Regions from separate parts of the Homo sapiens genome. Here region 2 is linked to region 1. Evidence: chromatin contacts called from ENCODE Hi-C data. All regions are on one chromosome and are shown on one strand. The core of a region is the stretch at or near the end of the contact, and the rest is flanking DNA. Distances in the headings are between cores, read along the strand shown.

Evidence for each region. A loop is a pair of places that touch in the nucleus more often than their neighbours do. Pooled maps may share reads with other maps.
Region 2: a map of ascending aorta shows a loop between it and region 1 (7-fold over the local background). The contact joins the promoter of SHMT1 here to the promoter of TOM1L2 in region 1. A Hi-C loop is called at or near these places in 1 of 168 maps with a recorded cell type or tissue (ascending aorta), 1 of 37 single-sample maps with no recorded cell type and 7 of 50 pooled maps.

What each region holds. Positions count from the first base shown.
Region 1 is chr17:17,968,221-17,973,649 of GRCh38, reverse strand. It overlaps TOM1L2 (target of myb1 like 2 membrane trafficking protein), which reads left to right and starts at 1,250. Exons shown (of 15, transcript NM_001082968.2): 1 at 1,250-1,388. The coding sequence starts at 1,337. DRC3 (dynein regulatory complex subunit 3) reads right to left here and starts at 788. Exons shown (of 14, transcript NM_031294.4): 1 at 676-788. RefSeq lists enhancers at 497-816, 1,188-1,757 and a silencer at 1,497-1,546.
Region 2 is chr17:18,361,799-18,365,627 of GRCh38, reverse strand. SHMT1 (serine hydroxymethyltransferase 1) reads left to right here and starts at 2,078. Exons shown (of 12, transcript NM_004169.5): 1 at 2,078-2,256. RefSeq lists a silencer at 1,984-2,453.

The DNA of each region.
Region 1 (5,429 bases), core at 1-2,500:
AAAATAAAAAATAAATAAATAAATAAATAATGAACAAAATTTTTCTTAAAAAAGAATAAAATCAATCACTTACTGAATGCTTACTGTGTGCTCAGTGCACATGCATTATTTAAGTACATGTAAGCTCCGGAGGCCATAAAAAGGGAGTCCTAATGCCCTTATTTCCCAGCTAGGGAACCTGAGGCTCCAGGGAGGTAAAGGAACTTGTCCAAAGTCGTACAATGAGTTACTGACAGAGACGGATACAGAACTTGAGTAGCCGTATTCACATCCAAAGCGGTATATACAGTACCAAGATGAAATCATTTGATAGTTATGAGGTCAGTTATGATGGCTAAATTCTGGGAAAAGTTATCAGTGGACCGGGTACCTCTCTTTCTATGAAAGGAGGCTGGAAGACGGAACCCCTTAAAAATCCATTCTGGCCCTGCTCCCTCGGGAAATGCTTCCTTAGTATTTTTTTTTTTTTTTATTCAAAAGCTTGACAAGCCCAGGACTAAAGTGTCTTGGCTGTCTCACACGACTGTAAAGTGGCTGGGAGAGGACCTACGTGCTCATTTTATAAATGAGAAGGGCCGGGCCGGCGTTCTCCGAGAAAAAGGTCACAGGAAAGAGTTACGTCGGGCACTATCTGTCCCTGCAAGTCCTCCGGGAGCCTCAGCTCCCAGGTCTCACCTTCTCAAGCGCTGGGAACTCGGCGGTTCCACGCAGCAGACGCGTCTCCCGGTTGCTGGGGAACCAAGCGCCGCGACTTGGTTGCTAAGGGGAAGTCAGAAGGGAGACATCCTGGGTGAAAGTTGACAAGTCACGTGACCACATCTCCGTGTGGTGAAACACTCCTTACACCAACCAGCCGTAGAGAAAACAAATGTTTCTCCAATCAGTACTTTCTATGGGCGGGGATATTCCTAGATTCACCTCTGTTCCGTCCATTTGCGTGATTGACTCGTCTTTTGTCCAATAATAGTAAGAATCCTTTAGATTGACCAATATACAGAGGAATCAAAATGCGCAGCTTCCCCTTTGGGGGCGGGCCAGGGGAGGTGCCGCCACGGCTGACAGGGACTCCGGTGACCTAGCTCGCTCCTCCGCCCAATCGGACGCTGCGGGGTGGGTGGGGGCTTTGCTGACAGAGGTGTAACGACCAATAGGAGGCGGGCTTCGTAGGTGTCCCCCAATAGAGACGCGGCAAGGGGGCGGGGCCAAAGGCCCTAAGCTCGGCGTTCCAGAGAGTGGGGAGGGGGCAAGTGTCAGTCAGGACGGGAGTCCGGCGGGTTACAGCGGAGGCCTAGGTGGCAGACAGGGGGCCCGGGCCGCTGCGTGTTGTCCACCCAAGATGGAGTTCCTCCTGGGGAACCCGTTCAGCACACCAGTGGGGCAGTGCCTCGGTAAGGCCGCGTGTGGGGCAGGAGGCTGGGCAACGGCGGCCGCTGATCCGGCTGGTGAGGACCGCGGGCCTCCGCCGGGCGCCGGTGCCACTTCACGAGCGGGCTGGGCCTCCGCCAGCCGCGGGTGCCACTCCACGAGCGGGCTGGGCATCCTGGTCGTCGGGCCTTTGCCGGGCGCTTGTGCCACCTCACGGGCGGGCTGGGCATCCTGGTCGTCTGGCCTTCACTGGGCGTCGGTGCCACCTCACGGGCGGGTTGGGCATCCTGGTCGTCGGGCGTTCGCCGGGCGCCGGTGCCACCTCCCGGGGGGGCTGGGCCTTCGCCGGGTGCCGGTGCTATCCCACGGGCAGGCAGGGCATCTGTGTCCTCGGGCCTCCTCCCGGGCACTGGTGCCACCTCACGGGCGCGCCAGTGCCACTCTGCCAGGAGGCACCCCTGAGGCCCAACTTGGACTCGGAGATGCCCCAGGCTTCCCTGCCCATCAAGGCTCAGCCCTTCCTTTTGCTGCTAGAGGTGGTGCCAACTGCTGGTCTGCTTCCCCAATGCGCTTTGGGAGATGCCACTGCATGTGTCTTTATCCAGCCCAGCAGGCTCACTGCCACTGCCCCAAGGACCCAGTTCTCCCAAACCCTTTGTGGGATGTCACCTTCTTCTCCATCTTTGTCCCTCCTCTTCGGTACCAGCAACCCTCAGACTGGGCACCCTCCCAGAAATGCCCCCTGCTCCGGGACTTGCTAATTTGAGCTGCAACTCAGCTGTGCTGTAGGAGGGACTGGGATAGGAGGAGGGGCTCTTGGAGGGTGATTATCTTGGCAGGGGGATGGCATGCCTGCAGTGCCTCCCAGGAAAGAAGGGAGGCTGTGTTATTTAATGATAAGAGCCCTGGACTGGGAATCATGGAAGCCTGGACTCTAGCAGTGGTTTTGTCAGTGACTCCATATGACCTTGTGCCCTTTCTGGTTTGAAGTTCCCCTGTCTGTCAAAGTGTTTGGAGATGAGATGTGATAGATCCCTTAAAGTTCTCAAGTTTTGATATTCTTTGTAGTACTCTGCACATTGACTGTTGCTTCCTCCCCCACCTCATATTAAGTTTACCAAAGCTGAAATCTTTTGTTGGCAATGTAGAGAGAATGGTACTCAGCATTATCTGTTAATCCTATAGGGGGGATGTGGACACCTGGGGACACCAGAGATGGCCAGAATCATGGATAAGGAAAGCCCAAAGTGTAGGTAAAGGAATACTGAAATGGCCACCATATGGGACTTCCTTACTAAGAAAGCAACTTGCCTTTTTACCCAAGGCAGTGGCTTATGCCACTTGATCAGTCAAGAATGCTGATTAGTTTGTTTGAAAACTGGATTCCTCCTGGTTGGTTGAAGGACTGGTAAAACGTCTTTTATGAGCCAGGATCTTTGGTGTTCTTATGGGCCTGATTTCAGCAGTAGTGATTTGTTTATTTTCTGCTTTGCTTATGAAATTTTAGCTTACTTTCCAGCCTTTAGTGGAGCCTATAAACTTATTGAGGTCTCTCCTGTTGGCTAATTAGCATTTAGGAGCCTTTCTTTACTTTCTGGCGTAGTATCTTTTATAATGCATGAGGGACCCCAAAAGAGTGTTTTCCCACCTTTTTGACATCTTGTCTCTTGCTGCCCACTGGAGAGTCTCTGGATTCTCACTTCCTTACTTCTTCCCCATGTCCTTTTCCACTCTCTTCAGGTGCTCTTGCATGGCAGCCACACTCCAAAAACTAATTTCCAGCCAGTTAATGGAGGGAGCCAGAAAACTTGCGAGAATTGTTTTCCTTTCTGTCCCCTTTATAATAGGAAGCTCTACACCTTTAAAATGACAAGGTAGTAAATGAGGGGTAGAAGTTAAAGGGGATTTAAAATACAAATGTGGTTGGGTGCGGTGGCTCACGCCTGTAATCTCAGCACTTTGGGAGGTTGAGGCGGGCGGATCACAAGGTCAGGAGATCGAGACCATCTTGGCTAACACGGTGAAACCCCGTCTCTACTAAAAATCCAAAAAAAAAAAGAAAATTAGCCAGGCGTGGTGGCATGCGCCTGTAGTCCCAGCTACTCGGGAGGCTGAGGCAGGAGAATTGCTTGAACCCGGGAGGCGGAGTTTGCAGTGAGCTGAGATTGTGCCACTGCACTCCAGCCTGGGCGACAGAGTGAGACTCTGTCTCAAAAAACAAACAAACAACAACAACAACAACAAAAAACCAAATATAAGAGATATAGGGATATATAGCAAGTGGAAAGAGCTTGATACTTCTGTCAGGGAGACCTAAGTTGAATTTTGACCTGGCCCCCATTTCTTGGCTGTGTGACCCCAGAAAATTGTGTTGCTTTCTGAGGTTTAGTTTGTCAGTCTTCTGAGAGAGAGAGAGAGAGAGAGAAAGATTCCTATTCACAGAGTAATGTAGTTTAAATGAGATAATGTATGAAAACACTTAGCATAGTATCTGGAACATAGTAGAAGCTCAGTAAATTGAAACTGCCACTGTTAATAACAGAATATTTAAGTTAGGGTTGGATTTTCTATCTGGAGAGGATATGTGAAACAACTGGCCCGTCTGTGACCTGTGAAGGAAAATACCCTACCAGGCCCCAGGATTCACCATTGCTCATAAGATGCTTGACTAAAGATGATGATGGCTCCCCACTGCCAGGTAGCCAATAGGTCATTTCAGTTCAGTTCAGGTAAATGATTAATGGACAGAATTAGGTTCTAATGTATATTCCGTACTGTTGTGACAAAGTGTCAAAGTGACTTTCTTGATATTTAGTGTTGTTAGTATTCTTTTAAAAGAATGTGCGGGGGTGGGGGATTGGTGGGAGGGAGGGGGAATACAGAAATAAAATAACAACTACAAAGCTAATGATTAAAAACAGCAGCTGTAGGCTGGTTGTGGTGGCTCATGCCTGTAATCCCAGCACTTTGGGAGGCCAAGGTGGTGGATCACTTGAGGTCAGGAGTTGGAGGCCAGCCTGACCAATATGGTGAAACCCTGTCTCTACTAGTAATACAAAAATGAGCCGGGTGTGGTGGTGGGCGCCTGTAATCCCAGCTATTCAGGAGGCTGAGACAGGAGAATCGCTTGAACCTGGGAGGCAGAGGTTGCAGTGAGCCAAGATTGTGCCACCGCGCTCCAGCCTGGGCGACAGAGTGAGACTCTGTCTCCAAAAAAAAAAAAAAAAGGAGAGCTGGTCCCTCTCTGATCCCTGTCCTCAATGGATTTACGGTTTCAGGAGAGAAGACAGAGATGCATGAAACAATGAGTGGTGTAGATTGTAAGTGCTGAAGGAGTCAGAAACAATTCAGAAGAGGCTGGGGTGACAGGGACTGGCTTCTTTGAGTCTGAGGGCTGTTCATAAAGGATGGGTAGGAACTCTGCATGCAGAAAACAATATCATTGGGCCTAGGGACAGCTGAATGAGGCAGGGAGTGGGGCACAGGCACATCTGTGAGTACCAGTCTGAATGGAGCAGAGGTGGCTGTGGGGAGTGGTGGCAAGTAGGGTTTGGGCACAGGAGGAAGCCCTGCTCTGGATGGGTGGCATCAAAGACTACATTCTTTTTTTTTTTTTTTTTGAGATGGAGTCTCACTTCATCACCCAGGCTGGAGTGCAGTGGCACGATCTAAGCTCACTGCAACCTCCGCCCCACAAGTTCAAGCGATTCTCCTGTCTCAGCCTCCCAAGTAGCTGGGATTACTGGTGCCTGGCACCGTGCCGGGCTAATTTTTGTATTTTTAGTAGAGACAAGGTTTCACTACCTTGGCCAGGCTGGTCTTGAACTCCTGACCTCGTGATCCACCCTCCTTGGCCTCCCAAAGTGCTAGGATTATAGGAGTGAGCCATTGCGCCCGGCCCAAAGACTACGTTCTTTAACTGACTTCAACTTTTAGTCTCTTTGGACCTAATTTTCCCTGCTTATAAAATAATACTTCTCAACAGCTGCATGGGGCTTACACCTAAATAATTTTGTCTGTTCACTTCAGTAGGCAGTTATGAGTGCCTGTGGGGGGCCAGGCCT
Region 2 (3,829 bases), core at 829-3,328, 390 kb before region 1:
AAGACCATCCTGGCTAACACAGTGAAACCCTGTCTCTACTAAAAATATAAAAAATTAGCCGGACATGGTGGCGGGCGCCTGTAGTCCCAGCTACTCGGGAGGCTGAGGCAGGAGAACGGCGTGAACCTGGGAGGTGGAGATTGCAGTGAGCGAAGATCGAGCCACTGCACTCATGCCTGGGCGACAGAGCGAGACTCCGTCTCAAACAAACAAACAAAAAGAACAATTAGCTGGGCATGGTGGTGCACGCCTGTAGTCCCAGCTACTCGGGAAGCCGATGCAGGAGAATTGCTTGAACCAGAGAGGCAGAGGTTGCAGGGAGCCAAGATCGCATCACTGCACTCCAGCCTGGGTGACAGAGCGAGACTCCATCTCAAATAAATAAATAAATAAAACAAAAACAAAAAACAAAAACACTCACTATGTTGGCCAGGCGCAGTGGCTCTTGCCTGTTATCCCAGCACTTTGGGAGGCCGAGGAGGATGGATCACTTGAGATCAGGAGTTCAAGACCAGCCTAGCCAATATGGTGAAACCCTATCTCTACTAAACATACAAAAATTAGCCGGGTGTGGTGGCTCACGCCTGTAATCCTAGCACTTTGGCAGGCTGAGGCAGGTGGATCACAAGGTCAGGAGATCAAGACCATCCTGGCTAACATGGTGAAACCCTGTCTCTACTGAAAATACAAAAAATTAGCCAGGCGTGGTGGTGGGCTCCTGTAGTCCCAGCTACTCGGGAGGCTGAGGCAGGAGAATGGCATGAACCCAGGAGGCAGAGCTCGCAGTGGGCCTAGATCGCGCCACAGCACTCCAGCCTGGGCAAGAGAGGGAGACTCCGTCTCAAAAATAAAAAAAAATTAGCCAGGCGTGGTGGCGGAGGCCTGTAGTCCCAGCTACTCAGGAGGCTGAAGCAGGAGAATGACGTGAACCCGGGAGGTGGAGCTTGCAGTGAGCCGAGATCGCGCCACTGCACTCCAGCCTGGGCGACAGAGCAAGACTCTGTCTCAAAAAAAAAAAAAAGTTTTTTTTGTATTTTTTGTTTGTTTGTTTTTCGAGATGATGAGGGTCTCACTCTGTTGCCCAGGCTGGAGTACAGAGGCAAGATCATTGCTTACTGCAACCTCTGCCTCCCAGGCTCAAGTGATCCTCCCATTCAGCCCCCCAAGTAGCTGGGACTACAGGCGACTGCCACCACACCCAGCTAATTTTAAAATTATTTGTAGAGACAAGGTTTCACCATTTTGCCCAGGCTGGTCTTGAACTCCTAGGCTCAAGCCATCTGCCTCGGCCTCCCAAAGTGCTGGAATTACAGGGGTGAGCCACTGCGCCCGGTTTTTATCATTCTTATAATAATTATTGTTATCATTTGACAAATAAAAAAATTTATGACGCAGCCTCAGGTGGTCCTGACATGTGGCCCCGGTTTTTATCATTCTTAACAATAGGTAATGTTCATTGAGTCCTTATTGTGTGTCAGTATTTTATTTATCTTATTTTATTCTTCTTGAGACGTTGTCTCGCTCCGTCCCCCAGGCTGGAGTGCAGTGGCGCGATCTCGACTCACTGCAACCTCCGCCTCCTGGGAGGCAACATAGTTAGACCCCCATCTCTACTTCAACCTGGGGGACAGAGTGAGACCCTGTCTCAAAAAAATAAAAATAAAAAATAACAAAAATAATAATAATAAAGTGTCTGCTCTTGGATTATACACCTACAGAGTAATAATGTTGCAGTTTGGACGCACATTTGTCCTACTTTAAATGACCACCCTGCAAACTAAAAGTAGTACCATGAACAAAATTCACTCATAATCCCACGGCCCAAGCGACAGGCTTAAGTGAGGAAGGCCCTGTGTAGTCTTCCTGGAAATCTTGGTCCACACACCAGCCCTGCAGCCAAAGCGGGTCAGTTCTGCAGGTCCCTGCCCCAGGTGCGCAGCTGCACTACGCGGCCTCCGGCCCGCCCCGGAGAAACAGGCCCTGCCCGCCGCTGCGCCGCAGCCAATAGCGCGGGTGCGTTTGGTGGCGGCCCATGCTTGGCTGCGCTCTCTGATTGGGCGCCTCCGGGGGCGGGGCCAAGCCCAAGCCTGGCGCGCAGAGTGCACCTTCCTGAGCTCGAGCGGTCCAGCGCCAAGTTCGGGGTTTGGGGTTGGAGCGGCTGGTCACGTGGCTGGCCCGCGGCGGTGCGCGGGGCGTTGGGTCAGCGGGTCTGGGACTGGTGGCACCGGCGGCGGCGTAGGACGGAGGCGTCGCTAGGTACGTGCGCGGGCCGTGTTCCGGTAGGTGGGCGGCTTCGGGTCCGAGGGCCGCGGCGTCCCAGAGCCCGGGGGGTGCTTCGGCGTCCTCGCTGTCCCCCGCCGTACCCCACCCTCTGCAGCCGCAATGACGGGAGGGGAGCGCTTGGGTCGCGCCTGGGCTGGGGATCGGGCGGCGGCCAGCCGCAGCGCCCCAGTTCCAGGCACATTCGGTATGATGGGGTGGCGGCCCGTGGCCTTTGGCAAGAATGCGAAGGCTTATCGGGGATGTGAGTAGTAGCTCTCCACTGAACACTTTTCTCGTTGAGCATTTTCGATTTAAACAATCCTAGCTCCTTCACAACAAAGCTGCAAGTCAAGTGCTACTGTTTCCCCCATTTTACAGGTGAGGAAGGTGGTGGGGCCCTGAGAAAGGAGGCAACTTAAATGGCAGAGCCCGGAATAGAACCCGGGTTCTCAAAGCCTGCGCCCCTAAAGGCTGCGCGCAGGGTCGCTCCACTTTTGGCCCGTGCCACCAGATCCCTGTGGGGAATGAGCTCTTCCTGTTGCCCGCAATCTGCCACCCCCTGTTCTAGGAGACAAATGTTGCACTGTGAAGTTCTTGGCCCGGTGCCTTGGCTTCGAGATTCCGGGAGTTAAGTGACCCTTGGTCCAGCTGAGGTCAGCACAGATGCGGGCCTTCAATCGGGCAGTTACCCAGAGAATAGACTGGAAACACCAGTTTAGGTTCTTGCAGAAATAACATTGTAGGCCGGGCGCGGTGGCTCATGCCTGTAATCCCAGCATTTTGGGAGGCCGAGGTGGGCGGATCACTTGAGGTTAGTAGTTGGAGACCAGCCTGGCCAACATGGTGAAACCCCGTCTGTACTAAAAATACAAAAAAACCTGGCTGCCCATGGTGGCACACACCTATAATCCCAGCTACTCGGAAGGCTGAGGCAGGAGAATCGCTTGAACCCGGGAGGTGGAGGTTGCAGTGAGCGGAGATCACGCCACTGCACTCCAGCCTGAGTGACAGAGTGAGACTCTATCTCAAAAGAAAGAAAGAGAGAGAAAGAAAAGAAAAAAAAGAAAAGAAATAACGTAAATTTATTACTTGGGGGAACTTGGAACGGAAGTGGGTAATTGTGTTTTTATTTAGTGCAATGTCCTGGGACAAGGCCTTGGAACTGAAGAGAAACCATTGTTCAGATTCTGGCTCTTATATGGCTTTAGACAAGTTAGCTCCCTGGGCCTCAATTTCCTCTTCTGTAAAGAAGAGAACACAAAATGTGTGTGAGATAGAAGATGTGCAACAAGTTAGTTCCCTGAGCAGATCCTTGGCTGGATCCTCTTATGTGACAGAGGCCCAGGTAAGATTTGGAGGCATGGGGAGGCTGGTGACCTTGCAGGTGACTTCACTTACTAGGTCTTTTTCCCTGACGTTGAGGATCATGCCACACATGAGCAACAGTGCCTCTACAGAAATATCCAATGTTGTAATGACTGATGTTGCAGTGAGCTGTGTTGGCTGGGGGACTTACCAGGTATTACTGAATGTTAATGAAGATGTCCCTAAGATTCCCAATTTTCTT